Linked DNA regions of Homo sapiens: all the other regions are linked to region 1. The links are chromatin loops, found by intact Hi-C in ENCODE. Cell type or tissue: heart right ventricle. All regions are shown on one strand.

Region 1 (5,000 bases):
CCACCCCCCAACCACCACCCATTCTATACTCAGAATCAGGAATTGGTCCCACGCATCTGCCTTTCTATCAAGCCCATTTTCCATTCCAGCCCTCAAAGCAGGCCCAGGCTGTCTCAGAGTTGACCTGTTCACCACCACTCTACAGATAAAATGCTGAAGGGCAGAAAACAGAAGGGAATCCAAGTCCAGGGGAAGATGGACTCAGGCCCTGGAACATTGCACTCCAGAGTTCCCATGGCAGCTTCTTCTGCTAGACACACATGTCGCTGGCATCAGCCATTCCTAGACCACTTGCAGGATTTCCACTATATTTGTTAACACTTGTATTATTATTACTACTATTTCTATTAAATAGATTCACTTCAGCCGGGCACGGTGGCTCATGCCTGTAATCCCAGCACTTTGAGAGGCCGAGGCAGGTGGATCGCCTGAGCTCAGGAGTTTGAGACCACCCTGGGCAACATGGTGAAACCCCCGTCTCTACTAAAATACAAAAAATTAGCTGGGCGTGGTGGTGGGTACTTGTAGTCCCAGCTACTCCGGAGGCTGAGGCCCGAGAATTGTTTGAGCCCAGGAGGTGGAGGTTGCAGTGGGCCGAGATGGCGCCACTGTACTCCAGCTTGGGCTAACAGAGTGAGACTCCTCCTCAAAAATAAATAAATAAATAAATAAAATAGATTAATTCTTGTGACTTCATATGTTTAAAGAGATGTTTTATATCACTACCACAAATGGAAAAACATCAGTACCACTGGCCATTAACCAGGAGAGAATCCTAAAAATAAATGAAACAAAAACAAAAACAACCTAAGTTCTAGCCAGGCAACTGTTCCCCACTCAGAGGACCGGGAGCCGGAGGTCTGCTCTCTCTTAATTACAAAAGGAAGATTAGCAAGTGTTTAAAATGTGTTAAAGGCAGACTAGCATCCACCTGAAACTTCCCCTCAAAGAAATCACAAGGATTCGCAGAGAACTGAAAAGGGAAGAACTTTCTCACTAGGTGACTCAATGTTATTTCATGCTGAACCACCTTATGTCATTTTCACGGGAAATTCATTCTGTGCAGCGGGCAACATCTTGTTACACACATTATAGGAAGGGGGGACGAGAGGAATGGGGGACAACCCACCACAAGGGCAATCCATGCCAGCTTCTCAAAGTCCCCCGTATTCCCTGCCTACCACCACCCCAGGTACGTTCATACCTGTGGGCATATCCAGGGGCTGCTGGTCACCCCCAGGTGTCTCTGGTTCCACTGCCCGTGTCTTATAGGGTGCGGTATTAACCATTCCAAAACTCCTCTGGAAACTAGGATCCAGCAGGGTCACTGGAAGCTACCCCAAATCCTGATCCCGGCAACATCTCTGTGGGCAGTCAGCTTCCGCACTCCCCTCCCCCCATTGCTGGAGGCTCTGCCATGCACCCTAGCAGAACAGGGAGGCTTTGTGCCAACGACCTGCCTGGTAGCTCCTTGGGGTCTGGTGGATGTCAGACCTGCAGCTGCGGTTGCAGCCTAGAAAGCTTCCTCAGAACCTCCTTTGCCTACTCCAAACCCCACACCTCCCACCACACAGGTCGTCCAAAATGTCTCTGAAATAGCTAAAGAAAACTATTTTCAATATCCAGGAGCAAACGAAAGAACAAACGCCAGAAAGGCGAAGAGGCAAAGTCACCCTATGGCGGTGGGGCGAGAGGGTGGGTGGGGAGCGAACAACCTCCAAACTTGCTCCTCGCCTGCCGGCACCGAGCGCAGAGCAAGCGGATCTCGGCCAGGCAGGCACCTCGAGGGCTCAGCCAAGTTGCAGGAAGCAAATGGCAACACCGGCGCATGGAGCCGCCTGGGCTGGATCAATGGCATCCGCGGCTGCAGGCTTGGGGAACGGGGTCGCGGTCTGCAAAGGGTCTGGGGGCGACGGACTTGGGGTCCCTCCGTCAGGGATCCACCCCGATGCGCCCTCCCAGCGGCCCTCCGATTCCGCCAAGGTCCTGCCCAGGCTCCTCGCACCAGCCAGGGTCCGGGGCGAAGCTCCGAACTCGGTTCGCACGACGGTACCTGGAGAGGAGGCTTTTTTCTAACCAACACGGAACCAAACACCCATCGGAAAAGTCCACCCCAAAGAAAACTGGCATGCAGCAGGAGAGCGGAGGGAAGCGGCCGGCGCTGCAGGGGTTTACCTTTTCTCTTTATTCTGCCTCCGGGATTTGTGCAGGAGTCCGATGAGCACCACGGCGGCGCGGATCCCCGCCTTTCGGCAATGCCTCCTCCCCGCGGGCTGGGACATGGCGAGGCCGCCCGCGGTGCCCGACCTCGCCCGCCCGCGTCCCCGCAGCCCCGGCTCCGCGCGCTCCGCACCCGGCCCCTGAGCCCGCGCCCCGGCCCCCGGCCTCCGCCTCGCATGGGCCCCGCCCCGCCTAGGTGCGCCCCGGGGGTCAGGTGACCGCGCGCTCTCCCCTCCCTCCCGGCGACCTTCAGCGTCTCCTCGGGGCCCGCGGGGCAGCCGCCGTCCGCTCCCCCGGCGCGGGCATTTCCGAGGCTCGCTCGGGGCGCGGCCCGGGCCGGCGGCTCCCGGCTCCCGCTCAGACGCGCCGCCCGCGCCGGGACCCGCCCCGGCCCCGCCTCCCGCGCCCCGGCCTCGGCCGCCCGGATGGTGGAGGACGCGGGGCACAGGGAGCGGGCGAAGCGCAGGAGGAGGCGGACAGCGCTCCCGGGACCCCCCTGCCCGGCTCCCAGGCGCCCTCCCCGGCCCCGGCCCTGCCTCCCCTCGCCCGCTCCTTCTGGTCCCCGCCCGCACTCCCGCCGGCGGCCCCGAGCTCCCTCCCCAGGCAGAGGCGGCTGCCGCCCTCCCCGGCCCGGCCCCGGATACTTCCCCGATGCTGTCACTGCTTTTAAAACAGAGGGAGAGAAAACAGGCACCAAGAGGAAACGCGCGTCCTCCTCCGTCCAAACGAAACTGCCCGCGCGCGGTCCCCGTCCCCTCCCGGCCGCCCAGCGCTTACAGGGGGCACCTGAGCCCGGCGCCCGCCCCGGCTCGCAGCTCCCGGGCCCGGGTCCCCGGGTGGGAGCTTGCGGATGGGAGGAACGAGGCGGAATTCTGCCCCCGCCTCCCCGCAGAGTCGGCGCAAGGATCGCCGAGCTGGGATGCAGAGTGGGCTGGGGTCGGCTCCCCGCGAACACTGGCTCTCCCGGCCCTGGGAGTTTGACTCCACATGGGTTCAATAACCAACTTCACGGCGACCCCGCTTCCTCCTGGCGGGCCGGGCGCCCCCCACTCCGCCCTCCCCGCGCCCACCCGGGCCTGGCCGCTGCGCACTCGTCGCGTGGTCCCTCCCGCCCCTGCCAGCCGCGCGCGAGCCTCATCTCCTTCGGAAAGGAAGGGCGGAAGGTCGGAAGGTCGGAAGGTCGCGCCGGCTCCTGGGGAAAGGGCTGTGGCCTGGTCCCTACCATCGGCGCGGGGCCTCGCTCACAATCGCCCTCATCCACTTCCAGGTGCTGCCCAGCCTCCCAGCCCCCTCCCGCCTCACCCCTCCGAAGCATCACTCACAGCTTTGCCCCTCTAGGGAAAAGGAAGTGGGCAGGGGGCTGAAAGGAATTAGAACAAGCCAATTAGTCCATCTTTGGGGCCGAAGAGGTTCCCCCTGAGGCAATTTGCCTTGTTTTTTGTTGTTGTTTTGTTTTTTGTTTTGTTTTTAATAGTCTGGTGTTCAAGCAAACACAGAAAATCCAGGCAGGGAGGGGACCATGCTGGGTGGAGAGGGGAGAGGGACTGCAAACGAATTCGAGGGCCTGAGGCTTCAGCCCTGCCTCTCCAATGCCCACAGCTTCCTGCTGGCACTGGAGTTGGGGTGGAGGGGAGGAAGCCCCAGGGTGGTTCTTAAATGCACCTGGTCTATTTATGAAGCAGCCGTTACCACTGGCCTTGTGCCCCCCACCCCCACCCCCACCCCCTCCCTGCCGGGGTTGTGGGGGATCAGAGATATAGATAGCCATGGACATCTTTTTATAGCTAGAGATTTGAATGACCCGGGCCCCACTCCTGAGATTGGCGGTTAGGCAGGCTGCAAGTACTATGCCAGTAGTGACTTAAGAATTGGTCTGGAAAAAGAATAAAATGAGTGTCCTTGGTAGAGAAAAGGGAAGAGCTCCCAGCAGCATGCAACCCAGAGCTTCTCTTCCCCTCTCTCCCACCGCGCTATAGCACACAGCACCCGAGGACCCACAGGTTAGCTGATGGACCGCTTCAGTTAGATGGCAGGGAAGGTGATGAGGGCGCTGGCTTAGGTCTATCCTAGCGTTGGGTGTATTTTACCCACACACAGAAGGCTGCACCTCAACGGAAGGCCTGATCCTCCTTCCCAGCAGGTGAGAGTGTGGGAGCTAGTTCAGGTCAAGTGCACAGTGGGTAACAGGGTGGCTCACACCTGTAATCCCAGCACTTTGGAAGGCCGAGGCAGGCAGGTGGATCACTTGAGTTGAGACCAGGAGTTCTAGACCAGCCTGGGCAACATAGTGAGACCCCACCTCTCCAAACAACTACAACAGGGAATTGGGATGATGAAGGCACAAAATCCACCATGCAGGTTCCATTATTCATTCTCTTATTCTGGGGTTCCCAGCCCTCTAAGTCCTTCTACAAGCCCAGTGTCACTGCAAACACAAGGCTGTCCCCCAAAAAATCGTAACCTCTCAGCCCCTGACTCCTGAGTCTCTAAGAGGTAGAATTTTCCTGGCAGTGAGAGGTCCCATCCTTCTGCCCCTGCCCTACAAGCTCGCCACCTTTGGTGCATAAACAGCAATTTCCCCTCTTAACTCCCACTCCAGCCCCCACAGCCCATCACACCCACACCCCACAGAGGGGACCCCAAAGCACAAGAAAACCCATCAATAGCAGAGACTGGAACAACCATCAATGCTAGGCTTACCCATTCCACCAGCATTTATTAAACATGTACAGTATGTCCAGCTTTATGCAAGAGACCAGGGCAAGAAAGAAAAATGGAAG
Region 2 (5,000 bases), 76 kb before region 1:
CCAGCCAGGCACCCTCTGCTTCAGCGCGAAGGAGGAAAACACAGCGTCCCATCCCCCATGACCACATCAGCACTGCTGGGAAGCAGCAAAAGCAGATTTACAGATGAGCTAAACCAGAATTTCAATTATCTGGGCTCTTCCTGTTAACATCCTCCTCCACCTGGGACAACGGATTACTGGGACTTTGCTGGAGCCGTCCCTGGCCTAGTGCAGAGCAGGTGTTGATCAAATGCGCCGGACTGAGAACTGAATATATCATTATATATCTTTGTGCTGCTGGGTAAAGGGCGGTGTCAGCGAAGGAGTCATGAGAAGCTGGAAATTTTGGGGGGCTTGTGCTTCTGATGTGCCTGAGAGATGCCATCTCCATAACCCCAACTCAGCCCCAGCATCCCCTAACCTGCCCTTCCCCTCACCAGAGGGAAGAGGAAGGCTGAGCAAGGCGCCAGCCTCCTCACTTGCTGGGAGTTTCATTTCAGGCTGACCTGCAAGAAGAGGGGACATCTGCAAATTGCATGTTCTGTTCCTTTCCCATCTTCCAGTTAATGATTACTTAAATAAGTGCTTCGGTCCCGAGTGATTCTAACAGTCAGTCAGTCCCCAAGCTCCCACAGCCTAATTATACATGAACAACCGCATGGGGGCTTTAATGCTCAACAGCTCTCTTCCCTATAAGCTGTATGTTAAATAACACGATTGCCCCACCCCCTTTTGCCAGCTGGGGCTGAAGAAGGGGGTGCTGGGGCAAACGAGGCCCTAACGAGGTTAGGGTAGGGACAATGGGCTGTCCTTCCCGGCCCCGCTGTCCTGGCTGGGGGAATCACTCAGCTGCAGATACATTCACACCAACGTGGCGTCCCACAATATCCACCCCCAAACAGACATCCAAAACACTTGATACAACAAAGAACTAACCACAACATTCACAGTCACGTTCACCCAACACACACACACACACACACACACACACACACAAGAAACACTCACTCATGGCAAACATACACGCCTAGCCCTCAGCCAGGTTTATCAGCCCAAAAGGTGGGGACCATGACCCAGCTGCACACACCCTCCTGCCATAAACAGTTATCATCTGTTGTGGTTTCTCTTCTTCTTTTTTTTTTTTTTTTTTTTTTTGAGATGGAGTCTCGCTCTGTCACCCAGGCCAGAGTGCAAGGGCACGATCTCGGCTCACTGCAGCCCCTGCCTCCCAGGTTCAAGCGATTCTCCTGCCTCAGCCTCCCAAGCAGCTGAGATTACAGGGCATGCCACGCCTGGCTAGTTTTTTTGTATGTTTAGTAGGGATGAAGTTTCACCATGTTGGCCAGGCTGGTCTCAAACTCCTGACCTCAAGTGATCTGCCCGCCTCGGCCTCCCAAAGTGCTGGGATTACAGGCGTGAGCCACCACGCCCAGCTCTTTTGTTTTGTTTTATATTGTATTTCTTTGTTTCGATTTTGTTTTTCTTTGCATTTTGTTTTGTTTCGTGCAGTTTCTAATTTGCCTGTCCTGTGGTCCCCCCACTCAAGCACAAAGGTAACACAAGAGGCACCCAGAGTAAAGGAGGACACGTTAGAGACCTCAGCCTTTGTCTTACAATCCGACAGCTTTTCTACCAAAAGAGAGCGATGCCTCTGTGCGTGTGTTTGAAGCGGCATTCCCACCTGGCTCCAAGAGCTGGTGCTGCCTTGCAGACCTCGGCTGAAGCTGCAGGCCAGGCAAGACTGAAACTCCGGATGAGCCTGCGAAGTAGGAAATGCAGGGCAAGTAACAGAAGCCTCCATTCCGAGTGAGGAAGCTGCCACGCCCCCACTCAGGCCTGGTCTAATGAGGTCTCCAGGGCACCTGAGCACTGAGGCTGGCAGTGGACGCAGGGCAGGGTCCCAGTTCCTGGCCGCCTGACCCTCTGGGTCTACCCAGCTGGCACAGTGAGCAGCTGGTGGGCTTGTCACCCCTCCCCAGACCCCCAGCCCCAGCCACAGGCTCCCACGTGGTACTGATGGTATTGGCCACAAGGGGGCCTGGTGAGCCACTGTAGGAAGGTCCAGACCCACAGCTGGGACAATCCCGCTCCCAGTCATCTCCCAGCCAGCGATGGATGAGGCTGAGGCAGTTGACTGCAAGGCAGATCCATCTCGAAGAGAGCCCTGGCCTCTTACAGTCCCAGACACCCTTCCAGGAGCCTTTCAGAGCCACACAGGGCAGGTGACACACCATGGCCCCAAGGCACTAAACTAAGAGGTCCTTTGGCCACACTGCTACTCAGAGGGAAGGGTGAGCAGGTGGCTCCGGGAGTGACGAGTCTGCTCATCGTGGCCCTGCCCCCCGCCGAGGCCTGAAGGACAGGCCATGTCTACTGGAGAAGTGGGTGCACTGGTGATCTCGGGGTGCACTGGTGATCTGGGCTGAACCTACAAGCCTCAGGCTGGGCACGCACCCTCAGGACCGTCATCTCCTGGAACTATCAGGCAGCCTGGATCAGGGCTGCCTCTGGAAAACAGTGTACCCAGGAAAAGAGCCCACTGCCTTCGTGGAGCGGGCAGGGCAGTCCCGGGGTCTTCGCTACCAGGGGCATAACCTGGCCTTGACACATGAAAGGCAGTGAAGGGAAGGAAGCCTAAGCAACGGAAGAGGGCAAGCATGAGGCACATGCAGGGAAAACAGTCAACCTCACCTGCTCCCCGTGTTGATGCCAAACGATCCCTACGAGGAATGACTTTACCAGGAACCAGCTCACCAACTGCCCCAGGAGATGCCCCAGGCAGCCATGTGTGCACCTCCAGCAAAGAGGAGGCTGGCTTACCTTCTTCCACCCTGCAGATGGAGCGCCCCTTCCTCTTAATAAATGCCGCCCATCACAGTCACCTGGCGGGGCCAGGGGATTGCCAGATTCCAGCCCTCACTCATCGCCTGTGCCGGGTGCACACCCTCCACAGGCCCTGCCCCCTCCACAGCCTCTTTGCAGCCTAAGGCAGACAAAAATCTGCATGAGCTTCCCCAAAGGCCCCTGCCTTTTATTTTTTTCTTGAGATGGAGTCTCACTCTGTCGCCCAGGCTGGAGTACAGTGGCGCGATCATGGTTCACTGCAGCCTCAAATGCCTGGGCTCCAGGGATCCTCCCGCCTCAGCCTCCCAAGTAGTTGGGACTACAGGGGTGCACCTCCATGCCCAACTAGTTTTTGTTTTTTAGAGATGGAGGGGTCTTGCTATGTTGCCCAGGCTGGTCTTGAACTCCTGGCTTCAAACAATTGTCCTGCCTCGGCTTCCCAAAGTGCTGGGATTACAGGTGTGAGCCACTGAACCCAGACAGCTCCCCACCCTGGAAGCTCCACCCAGCCAGTGAATCCAGACCAGCCCCTGGGTCTCTCAGGAGCCTGCCCAGAGCGATCAGGATGATAGTCTGCATGAGGCTGAGGCTATAACAGGCACCCCCACCCCTCCGACTCCCCATCCCTCACAACAGCTGACGACCAATTCCCAGAAGAGACCATCTGGGTCTTGGTGCAGGGCCCCCACACGCATCAAGCGAGGAGAATTAGAGATTATCGGTGGGCTGGAAGGCGCTGCTGGAGTGTTTGCCCGCCAGTGATATTGAATTTTAAACATGTGTGCCTGTTTACTCGCCCTGCCGGAGCCTCGCTGACTGCCCCGTAGCCAGGCAACGCTATCTGACCTGGGGGACCACGAGAAGGACTTTCCATGCCAGGCAGGTCACCTGGGGAGGGTTATCTACGTGCTGCTCATCTGAGCAGAAGGCAGTGCCTCCGTCCCTCCCACACCTTCCCACCCTCACCCCCAGGCGACCCCGGACACGCAGGCTGTCAACCATGGGCAGTCCACTTTGTCAGGACGAAACAGAGGGTGCCCCTGGTCCTCCTGGGAATGGAAGCAGTGGCGTGATTAGAACCGGACAGAAGCAGATTGCAGGATTAGGTGTCATTATCAATGTGGGAACCAGCTTTGCTGTTTCCCCACCGGCCGCATGGAGAGCCAGCAGGCTGAAATTGCAACAAGAAAGATTCCGGTTAGACAGGAGGAAGGCGGCGATGTGTGAATGGGAAGCGGACAGTGGCACCTTCCTTCAAGTAAAATTGGGCAAGTCCAAATCAGAGCTGGGCAAAGCTTAACATAAGTCTTTTTTCTTCCTCTCTCAAGGAGTGGTGGCTTTTCCATCAGTTCCATCAGTTGCTGGGGGATCAGCAAGCAGCTGACTGACGGTAACAAAACCAAGGTCATAGCTCCTCTAGGCTGCAGCGTGTGTGCTATGTCCCTCTTCTCTCTGTGGAAATGCTTAGGCACATATTCCATCCCTGCCCTTCAAGTCTCATGGTCGTGGGATCAGGGCAAGGACATCTGATACTGTATCATCAGTCACGGGCTCGCAAAGCAATGAGATCAGGCAGGTGAAGAATTAGTCCCAGAACTACGGAATCCCACAGAGGGAAGGCCCGCTATGCGGTGGGCCGGCTAGCGTTTCCTCTAGGAAGCAGGTAGAGATGCCCATTTTACCGATGAGGACCCAGGGCTGAGCAAAGCCCATGAAGGTGGGTCCTTGTGATAGGCCAAATACTGCCCCCCAACACTCACACCCAGAGGTGCCCTTGTCCCAATCCCCAAAACCTGGGAATGTGTGAGGTTACACGGCAAGGGGGAGTTCAGGTTGTGGCTAGAATTAAGGCTGCCCCTGAGATGGGAAGAGGGGCCTGGATGACCCAGGTCCACCCAGTGTGATCAAAAGAGTCTCTGTAATGAGAAGGAGGCAGAAGAGAGGGAATCCGAGAGACGGCGGTGTGAGAAAGACTTGCTCAGCCGGGCGCGGTGGCTCACGCCTGTAATCCCAGCACTTTGGGAGGCCAAGGCGGGCGGATCACGAGGTCAGGAGATCGAGACCATCCTGGCTAACACGGTGAAACCCCGTCTCTACTAAAAATACAAAAAATTAGCCGGGCGCGGTGGCGGGTGCCTGTAGTCCCAGCTACTCGGGAGGCTGAGGCAGGAGAACGG
Region 3 (5,000 bases), 51 kb before region 1:
CCGAGCACTGGGCCTGGCTGAGCATGCGCACATGTGGCGGAAAGCTGTGGGTCTTGCCTGCCCCGCATCCCTTCCCCTTCTTCTCATGGTACCACCGCCATTTCCCTCTAGGACCTACCCCTCCCTCATTCTCAGTTCTTATGGTTTAGGTGGGCGGTCATGAGACCCAGGTCTGGCCAATCAGAGCCTTTCATCTTTCTGGTGCCGGTAATTGGTTCAGGGACAAACATGTGACCTAAGCCAGCCAATGAGCTTCTTCCCTGGGACTTTGTTAGAACTACTGGGGGAAAAAAATACTTTTCTTTTCACTGGGGTTACTTCACAGGTAGGAGCTGCTACCACCCTTCGGCTGCCACAAAGGCAGCTTGACAAAGAATGAAACCAACACAGAAGAGAGAAAGAATGAGACTGATCTTGCGGATGCAGTCATGCCTGCCGTCTATGCTTGCAATTACAAAGGCAAAAAATACCCTTTTATGACTAAGCCAGAGTGAGTTATGTTTCTGTCACTTACAACCAAGAGTCCTAACTAATACAAAATTCAAATAAATACTGGGTATTAAATGAATTAAATGAGTACATGAGTAAGTAAAATCTGCCAAGAGAATTCAGGGACTCCTCCTAGGAGACTGTCAGACTTCTCCCTGCAAACTCCTGCCATCTGTGAGGACAGAGACAAGCATCCCACAGCCACCTTTGTAGACCAAGGGGACACTCGGAATGGTGACAGGCTTCTTAGCATTACCCTGTGCAAAGAGCTGGCCCAGCACCCGGCTCAGATACCAACACTGAGCTGGGTGCTGGGGCAGGCACTAGGCTAGTGAAGGTGGTCTGGCTTCCACTGCCCTCTGGGTACTGCACAAGGAAGACAGCACAGCTCTCCTTGGTCAGCCCTGCACCCTGTCCTGCCCCCCCGCCCACCGCTGACCACTTAACCCACCCAGGGCAGGCTCTGGCTACCCCTCAACACACAGGCTCCTCGAGGCATACCACATGGCTCTGTATGTGATGGGTATCGGATACAGGACAACAACAGGAAGATGGATGGGTTTTATCTGCTTCCTATGGGTTGTCATCTTGCAAAAGATTAGGTTCAGGGAAGAGGAGGGGTGATGCAGAGCAGTGAGGAAGAGATGCCTGATGATCTCCCTGTGAGCCACTCAGAGCACAGCCCCAGGACAGAGAGGAGCTGGCCTAGATGTCCCCTCAGATGACTCAGGAGGCAGGTGACTTCTTCAGCACTAGTCCTCACTCACTCCACAGAGTGTGAAGGAAGGAGGGAGGCAGGGAGGGAGGGAGGGAGAGCGTGCATGCCAGCCTATGCAGAAACACTGGCTGAGCCAAAAGTCTCCTCTGAGGACCAGCTCAGGCCTGTGTGGCCATCCTGCCGAGGCGTCGGACTGAAAAGTGATGGGGGAAGGTCATGGTGGCAGAAGGGCACTGCTCCCTCGGCTCCCGTCCAGGAGTGAGAAGGTCCTGGGCCTAGCAGCCTGGACTGTGGTCTCCCCAGGAAAAAGGCTCACGAAGGAAGTGCTGATAAGAAAATAACTGCCACCCCGACCCGAACCTCCAGCCAACCCTTCCATGGGGACTGCCGTGAACAGGCCCAGCTCAGAAGGGCCAGCCAGAGGCCGGCAGACCAGCATGCAAATGCCCTTCAAGTCCCAGGAGGGCCACAGCCCAGCCCCAGGCAGTCCTTCTGGGCAGCTGCCTTCTATCCCCCGGCTTCCTCCTGGCTGGGCCCCTTGTTCCCAAACTCCACTACCAATTACCAAGAGTCCTGCCAACCCCATTTCAACCCCAATGTCCTCACCGCCCCTTGACACAGACACCCTGAGTCTCTTGTCATGCTTCCCCCGCACTGGTGCTTAACTGAACATCACCTCCTCCGAGGTGTCAGGACACTCCACAGCCCCACTGCGACGGACGCTGCTGGGCCTGGAGCCAAAGCCACAGCAAGGCCTCACAACTTCCCCACACTCTCCCCTCCCTGCCTTCCTGAATCGAAGCCTCTTACCTTCATGGTGGGAGGTGCCGTGAGAGGAGGGGAGAGCGGCCGGTCTGGGAGGGTCGCATCCGAGCTGTTGGCCAGCTCCTGCTTCCTGTGAAGAGGCCAAAAGAGGTGAGTGAGGACCTGCCTGCGCCTTCCCTTCTCTCCTCCAAGAGTGACTGGGCTCTCGGACACAGTTTAACATACAATGCAGGCTGGGTTGGGTGGCTCACGCCAGTAATCCCAGCACTTTGGGAGGCCGAGGCAGACGGATCACCTGAGGTCAGGAGTTCAAGACCAGCCTGACCAACATGGTGAAACCCCATCTCTACTAAAAATACAAAAAATTAGCTGGGCGTGGTGGTGCACGCCTGTAGTCCCAGCTACTAGAGAGACTGAGGCAGGAGAATCACTTGAACCTGGGAGGTGGAGGTTGCAGTGAGCCAAGATGGCGCCACTGCACTCCAGCCTGGGCAACAAGAATGAAACTCCGTTTCCAATTAAAAAAAAAAATACAATGCAGAAACCAGAATTGGGAGCATTTTCTTTACTCCAATGCACCAAAATCTAAAGCAGTGCTACTCTAAGTATGGTCCCTGGACCACCAGCGGCACCTGGGAACTCGAAAGACATGCACATTTGCAGGTGCACACCAGGCTCTCCAGTGATGAGCCCAGGAACCTGCGCTCCAACGAGCTCTCCAGGTCATTCTGCTACACGGCAAAGTCTGAGAACCACGGGGCTAAAGAGATCCAGGACTGGGGCTGGGTGTGAGAAGAGGAGGGGAGAAACGCGGATTCATTCTCCCTTGAGCCCCTCTGCACGTACACACACACACACACACACACACACACACACACACACAGGCCCTGGTCAAAAAGCTGTCCTCGGGAGACAGGGCTGCCTGCCGTGCAACCGCAGGTAAAACTTAACTTAGTCCATGTGGGCTAGGACGGTAGAGAGGCAGCTAAACAGAGTTGTGTCACCATGGCAACATGACTGCGACAAGTTTGCCGCGCTCACACACTCCCCACTTTCCATCTGGCCCTCGCTGGTGACCGGGGAGTGCTGTGTGCGGTCCCATCACCAAGCAGACGGTTTGGCATGGGATCAGCCTTCAGAGCCACGGCTGCACAACAGGGCCAGCTGGGCAGAGCCTGGGGAATTCCCGGGTGAGGGACTCCAGTGTCCTGAACAAGCTCTGGCTGTACCCAGGAGGGGACGAGGGGGCTGGGAGAACCGTATTAAAAGCCGAAGAGGGCCGGGCTGAGCCGTCAAAGCCCCCAACTTTACAAGTGTGTCCTCCTCTACAGCCCCGCTCTGAAGCAGCAGAGAGAGTCAGCCCAACCCCCAGGTCCTGCGTAAATGATCAAAGCACCCCCACTGCCACCTCCAGAGAATCCTTCTGCCCCTCTTCCCAGCCCAAGTCCTGCCAGCGAAGCGACAGTTCCAACCCCACACCTTCTTCATGACAGAAACCCACCCTCCCTACAGAGCCCAGCCCTCCAGGTTTCCAGGCCCAGACCCCATCCTGCCTGGCTCCCTGAGCCCACGGAGCAGGACCAGGCTGAGAACACTTCCAGGCTAGGCCTGGGTCATGTGTACCCCTGCCTGCCCCTGCAGTTGACCAGCCAGCCCTCCCTGTGGCCAACTAGGGAGCCACATCAGGGGCCTGGGGACTACCTGGCTTGGCAGAGAATCCATTCCACCCCATTAACCTGAACCTGGCAATCCCTGTCTCCTGCTCCCCATCTCCCTTCCTCTTTCTTTCTTCCTGGACCTTGTTGATGTAAGTTTTGATGGCTGGAGAGGGGGGACTCTCCCGCCTGATCCAGGCTGTAACTGGCTCAAGAAACCAGCAGGGCTGAGATAGCTCCTAGGTGTGTGCACACACTCTCACACACACACAAAAGCAGGCACCAGCTCCTGCTACCTCTCAGCTAGAGCTGCCAGCCTCCTTCTATGTACGGCCTTGGACATTACCACCGTAGGCTCCAGTCTGGCTGCTCTGCCAGACACTCACCTGCCTGTGTGCACAACAGAGCTGGGTCCAGCACAGGCTCACCGCCTCCTCCACCTGGCCCTCTCCCAAGCAGCCACAGCTCCTCCTCAATGGGCCTGGCCTTTAAGAGCCATGATGGGGGAAAGGAAGAATGATCAAGCAGGAGGGCATCACCCTCAGGTCCTCTTCGGGCCCATGGTGAGAATGACAGCTGCTCCCCTGTAAGGCTAGGAGCCCAGCAAGGAAAAGCACGCAGGGAGGGGAAGTAAAACAAGCCCCCACCAGATGCTATAGGGCGACTCTGGGCTTAGCAGAGGGCCTCTGGAGATGGCTCGCAGGCACCTTGATGGACAGCAGCCCTGGCTCTCCAGAAACACACAGTCCAGAGGAGGACAGAGCTGGTTTTAACATCACCGGTCACTGGACGCTCATACACACAGTCATGCTGTCTATTTTTCCCCATCAGGCACAAGGTGTCCACGCTCATGGCACCAGGGCACATATGATTATTGTTCAAGGCCCTGAGTCCCGGTCAAAAGGGCGCAGCATCCAACACTCCCTGAGCTGAGCCCCTCTCCCCTGCCTTTTCCCCCTGGATGCTGGATAAGCTCCTGGGGCCGGTCTCTACTGGACACTGGATAAGCTCCTGGGGCCGGTCTCTAGGAAGCGAGGCAGACTCTCAAGTCGGAGCACATGGCAGCTTCTGACCAGAAGGATTTCCCAAATGATGCCTGGGAGCTTGGAAGGCGCTAGAGCAGACATGAGCACCAGTGGTGACCAGCCTCATGCAAGCTCCAGCGCTGTGTCCAGGACTCCAGAGGGGGTGCCAGGGTGGGCAGAAGGCATGACTGCCACCCTCAAAAACATCTGAACTGGGCCCAGAGCGGTGGCTCATGCCTGTAATCCCACCATTTTGGGAGGCTGAGACGGGGGTGGATCACTTGAGGTCAGGAGTTCCAAACCAGCCTGTTCAACGTGGCGAAACCCCGTCTCTACTAAAAATACAAA
Region 4 (5,000 bases), 130 kb before region 1:
AAGGTTCCCACACAAGTGACAACCCCTCCCCAGGTCATTTGCTCACAGAGTACACCATCAGACTCGCATTCATGAAACACACTTTGAGAAACATGGTTCTGGCCAGTTAACTCCAAAGCAACGTGTGAGGGCTACAAAACACAGAGGCTGAGCAGTGGTGTGCTGGCATATTTTGAGTCACTGGCTCTCCAAAGGAGGAAGATAGAAACCCTGGTGTTTGCAAATTTCCATAGTGTAAATACTTCCACCATGGTTGACTTCAAGCTGCCAACATGATGTCACGGAACAGAGTTGTGAAGAGACGCACCCAGCTGGCTCCATCACATCACTCAAGTTTGGGGAGAAAAAGCTAATTCCCAGTGGGGAGAAATTTGGGCAAGGAGAGAGCAGCCTATGCTCCTCCATTCCCTTGACCTAGTCTGGTTTTTCTTATAACCAGCAGCCCATAAATACGTAGAAGACGAGGCAGCCAGGAAGAATGAGAATTTGCTATATTAAAAAAAAAAAAACATCACTGTTTAAGGACGTGCAGGCCTTTTTGTAAGAAGTACCCTTGCTGGAAAGTTCTGCCACCTCCAGTCTAATTCATACCTTAAATGTGACCGTTGTATTCCAAATGCTTCAGAACGCAGGTCAGGACTCCTGTGTTCTGGGTGGGGATAAAAAGAGTCCTAAGTGAGAAACCACGGGATACAGTCACCGGTATGGATGGTGCTGCTTACCTGCCTGGCTTTTTGATAAATGACTCCGAATTTGAATGTGTTGTTGACTTCATGCTCATCATAGGACACAATCATTTGGGAGGCCTGGAAAATGTGGCAAGAAAAAAAAAATCAACATTTGTTAAATTTGGAAGCAAGTGAGGAAGCACATGGCAGGGGAAGCATCCATTTGGGGAGAGAATGTGTTCCCTGGTATGAAACATCCACATACACGGAGGGAGAGAGAGAGAAATAATAAGTAGACAGTCAGGCCGCAGCTCCAAAGTCAGCTAGCTTCTAAAACTTGGGCTTCCCCAGTAGGAACCAAACCTCTGTATCACTCATTCCACTCCCATCCAGATGTGCCAGTCAAGGCTCGGGCACATGTGTCCAGCAGCTTACTTAACCCTAGTGTTGAATCTGTGGTGTAAAAAGTGAAGCCAAAACCCCAAAACTGGTCAGCAAGGATAACTCTAGTCCTAATTCCACCTCTAATCAGCAGCATGAGTCCGAGCAAGTCACCGCTCCTGACCAAACTTCAGTCCCCTCTGCATAAAATGAGAGGTCTCTAAGGAGACCACGCTAAGGAGGAACATACCCTAATACAATATGCAAAGAGGAAATGTTTAAAACCTGACTCCTGGTTCTATCTAATTTTCCGTTACGCATCATAGAGTTGATGACTGGGATCAGAAAAATTAAACTCCAAGTTTTTTCGGGTTTTGTTGTTTTTGTTTTTTGAGATGGAGTCTCGCTCTGTCACCCAGGCTGGAGTGCAATGGCGTGGTCTTGGCTCACTGCAACCTCCGCCTCCCGGGTTCAAGCAAGTCTCCTGCCTCAGCCTCCCGAGTAGTTGGGATTACAGGCCCCCACCATCACACCGGCTAATTTTTGTATTTTTAGTAGAGACGGGGTTTCACCATGTTGGCCAGGCTGGTCTCGAACTCCTGACCTTGTGATCCGCCTGCCTCAGCCTCCCAAAGCGCTGAGGTTACAGGCATGAGCTACCACGCCCAGCCTAAACTCTAGTTTTGAATCCACTGTTTTTACCTATGTAGCTTTGAGTGAGCTGCTTCTCTGGAGCTGAGTTTCCTCATCTGTTAAACGCAGATGTGTGGTTATGAAGATTCAAAAAGAAAGAACTGAGCACAGAGCAGCTATCATCATCATCAACACCATCATCATCTATATGACCCTCCAGAAATATCAGAGCTGAACCAGCTTACTGGGGGAAGAAAAGATCTGGGAGCTGTTGGGATAACCTCAGCAATAAAAAGGAGGGATTCTCAGTGTGGAGACTTGAAATTTGAACGTCCCTTCCAACTTTTACATTAAAAATAAAAAGACAAGAAAACTGAGTATCATTTTTCACCTGTACAAGGAATAGTAATGGATCGTCTTACAGTTGGTCTAGGAAAAAAACCTTGGTGTGTGTTATGGACAATTAACTGTTAAAGCTATTTTAAATTATCTGTACTTAGCAGAGTACTTTCGACTTGAGTGATCTGAGCTGAATTTGAAGACCATTAATAAGTTATGTTTGGAAGTTTTAACTTCAATGAAGTAATTATTTGCTACGAAAGACACAAACATTAAATTACTAAACAAAGATGGCGCAATATCTTTGTTTCTGTTTTGTTTTGTTTTTTATGACGCTCCTGAGAATCAACCCAACTGAAGCATGTCAACGCACTTGAATGAGAAACGTGTTTAGCGTCCAAAGAGCCCAAAAAGGCACCAGTGTGAAAGGTTCAATCTCAGAGGCTGGTCAATTACCGTGGCACACTTTCTGGTCACTTTGCACAACTTAGATTTGAAGGACAGCGGTGAAAACATTAAATGTGACATTTAAAAAAGAAAAAAAAAAAGGAGGGATTCAACCACGCGTTATGCGAGAGGAAGAACAAACCAGGAACGACTTATTGGCCGGAATCTGCGGCCTGTGTGAGGTTGCCACACACTGTGTGTCTCTGTGAGGCTCTCAGCTGTCAGCTGTCTGGGGAAACGGACGCTTCGCAGCTCCCCCAGCGACGGCGCTGCTGCCCGACCCTGGAGCCTCCACTCCTGCCTGGGTGAGTCACAGGGGAGGAACAGCTGCCCTGCCAGGGAGAGGCACCAGGCCATGGAGAACGTCCAAAGAACGTTCTAAACTCTGCAAATTTTAAAAACACACACATGCGTGCATCTCAGCCAGATGAACATCCCAGCCGGACTCAGCGGTCCTTCAGATACAGAAAACATGAAAATACAGCTGCTCTTCCATTATGACCAAGGCCCGAGGCTTTCCAAGGGATAGAGAGAACTCTGCAAATAAACACCATTGGTCCTCTCGGTGGCTAAGATTTGACAACCAAAATTGCCAAACCGGTAGTTAAGTTAGACCTTTATGATGGGATTTTAATGTCTGGTTAAACCCCACTCATTCAGTTGTAATTATAAAGGGGAGGTCAGTCTCAATGAGAGAAAATGTTCAATGAAGCGTAGCATACTCCTGGTATCAACAGATGCTAAAACAGCTAAACAGAGGCACGTGGAAGACGAAAGGCTCTGTGCAGGAAAGGACTCCGCCATTCGCTCAGCCACTGCAGATGGATACACGGCTGCTTCTGAGAGTGGCATGCCCAATCCTGAACACTGAAAGTGTTTGTTCCAGCCGGGCGAGGTGGCTCACGCCTGTAATCCCAGCACTTTGGGAGGCCAAGGAGGGCAGATCACCTGAGGTCAGTTCGAGACCAGCCTGGCCAACATGGTGAAACGCCCGTCTCTACTAAAAATACAAAAATTAGCTGGGCATGGTGGCGCACACCTGTAGTCCCAGCTACTTGGGAGGCTGAGGCAGGAGAATCGCTTCAACCAGGAGGTGCAGGTTGCAGTGAGCCAAGATCACGCCACTGCACTCCAGCCTGGGTGACAGAGCGAGACTCAGTCTCAAAAAAAGAGTGTTTGTTCCAGGGGATTCTGGATGTCTCTGCTGGAATGGGGCCTCTCTTCCTCACCAGACATTTCATCTCACGGGTCCTGGTTGTCAGAGTTGGGACTCAGAGGATAGACAGAGCCGGTCCCAGCAGGCCTCAGCCGCTGCAGCGTGACCCACGGCAGAAGCTCAGAAGCACAGCTCTGCTTCCGTTGTCCCTCTCCAGAGCCTGCTGGCCCATGAAGACGCAGTCGATGCACTGGGTCTTTTCCTGTGGCCAATTTCAAGCAATTCACTGTCCATGGGTGACTTCAGTCCTCTTGTGCCATAATTATTCCTCAGTGGGTTTATTATTATTGCTCTTCTTCCCACTCACACGCCCATATCAGAACTGGGGTCAGTATCAGGCCAATTCAAAGGAAGCTGATATCAGAAAACCAGCTGGTTTATAAATGAAGGCAGCAGAGGCTTATATGGCCGGAGAGCTGCAGTAACACAGGCAATGGCGGGGCGGCTGTCTGGCCTTTCTCTTCTTGGTGTCTGCCTGCTGTACTTCCCGCCCCTCTGTGACAGCAGACTGGATCTGCACCAGCCCCCAGCTACAGAGTCACGTCCACCTCCAGCACTGGCCTCAGGGAGGTACCAATGAGGTGTGGTGGAGAAGCTACAACACTGCTACCCTCTGTCACCTTCACAGCAGCCTGGGGACCAATTCAGCTGGGCTGGAGACCTAGGCATGGCTGAGGTTGGGTTCCCAGTGGAGCAGTTTGTGAAGGGGTGGGCAGGGAGAGAGGGAGACATGGAAGCTTATTATGGAGACCCCACGAAACCCCACTATGATGCAGAGAACTCCCCAAAGAGCCACAGGTCTGCAAATCCTTGCCAAGCTGCAGGGCCCCTATGTTGGGAGCATGAAGGTCCTTACCTTGGGGTACAGGACAGGATTGAATCTCAGTCCCACTGCATCATCACAGAAAGCCTGAGAAGGGAGAAGAAGACGCAGGTCAGGGATGATATCTGTAGAGGACATCTGGGCTCCTCTGCCCACCTGGACAATGCGGCATGGGAGGGCGAGGCACATGGGTCAGGAGGCCTGGGCGGGGATTCTGACTGCTGCTCACTAACACGTGCCCAGGCAAGTCAACCGCCCTTTCTGGGGTTTGCTGATGAAGTGTGGGAAGGGATTAGACAAAGCCTGAGGCTCGTCACCGTTCTGGCCTGAAGACAAGGCCAAAAACTATCCAGCCCACAACTGCCACCAAAGGTTTCCAGCACAATTCTGTGACATTCCTGCTCCCAGAGTGAGGGTCCAACCAACCCAGCTGACTCTCTTGCTCACCCACTTTGCTAACTCAGTTCTCAGGTTCGCAGCCTCCTTACTCAAG

What was found. Hi-C counts contacts between places; a loop is a spot of excess contacts. Peaks named below come from ENCODE experiments on the same cell type or tissue, not always from the same donor. Only the 100,000 strongest peaks of a DNase experiment are listed, where the experiment ranks them.
Region 2: a loop joins it to region 1, with 4 times the contacts of the local background. A loop is called at or near these places in 54 of 110 quality-filtered maps.
Region 3: a loop joins it to region 1, with 6 times the contacts of the local background. A loop is called at or near these places in 24 of 110 quality-filtered maps.
Region 4: a loop joins it to region 1, with 2.9 times the contacts of the local background. A loop is called at or near these places in 6 of 110 quality-filtered maps.

The regions. Positions count from the first base shown.
Region 1 is chr17:2,851,278-2,856,277 of GRCh38, reverse strand. All of the region lies in intron 2 of RAP1GAP2 (RAP1 GTPase activating protein 2), which reads right to left. Among named protein-coding and RNA genes, the nearest start is that of RAP1GAP2, 57 kb to the right of the region's middle. RefSeq lists an enhancer at 1-146. In heart right ventricle, a CTCF peak has its summit at 2,936; DNase peaks (open chromatin) are centred at 1,417, 2,507, 2,857, 3,337 and 2 weaker places; H3K4me3 peaks cover 2,937 bases; H3K27ac peaks cover 2,561 bases.
Region 2 is chr17:2,927,256-2,932,255 of GRCh38, reverse strand. All of the region lies in intron 3 of RAP1GAP2 (RAP1 GTPase activating protein 2), which reads right to left. Among named protein-coding and RNA genes, the nearest start is that of RAP1GAP2-AS1, 36 kb to the left of the region's middle. RefSeq lists enhancers at 1-743, 744-1,490. In heart right ventricle, CTCF peaks have their summits at 1,803 and 2,004 (motif pointing right); a DNase peak (open chromatin) is centred at 2,025.
Region 3 is chr17:2,902,386-2,907,385 of GRCh38, reverse strand. RAP1GAP2 (RAP1 GTPase activating protein 2) reads right to left here. Exons shown (of 25, transcript NM_015085.5): 3 at 2,018-2,102. Among named protein-coding and RNA genes, the nearest start is that of RAP1GAP2-AS1, 61 kb to the left of the region's middle. RefSeq lists enhancers at 3,360-4,022, 4,023-4,685. In heart right ventricle, no CTCF peak of the experiment used is centred here; DNase peaks (open chromatin) are centred at 1,885 and 3,095; H3K27ac peaks cover 912 bases.
Region 4 is chr17:2,980,789-2,985,788 of GRCh38, reverse strand. It overlaps RAP1GAP2 (RAP1 GTPase activating protein 2), which reads right to left. Exons shown (of 25, transcript NM_015085.5): 10 at 4,541-4,594; 11 at 723-806. Among named protein-coding and RNA genes, the nearest start is that of RAP1GAP2-AS1, 17 kb to the right of the region's middle. In heart right ventricle, CTCF peaks have their summits at 2,541 and 2,742; a DNase peak (open chromatin) is centred at 2,778; H3K27ac peaks cover 1,676 bases.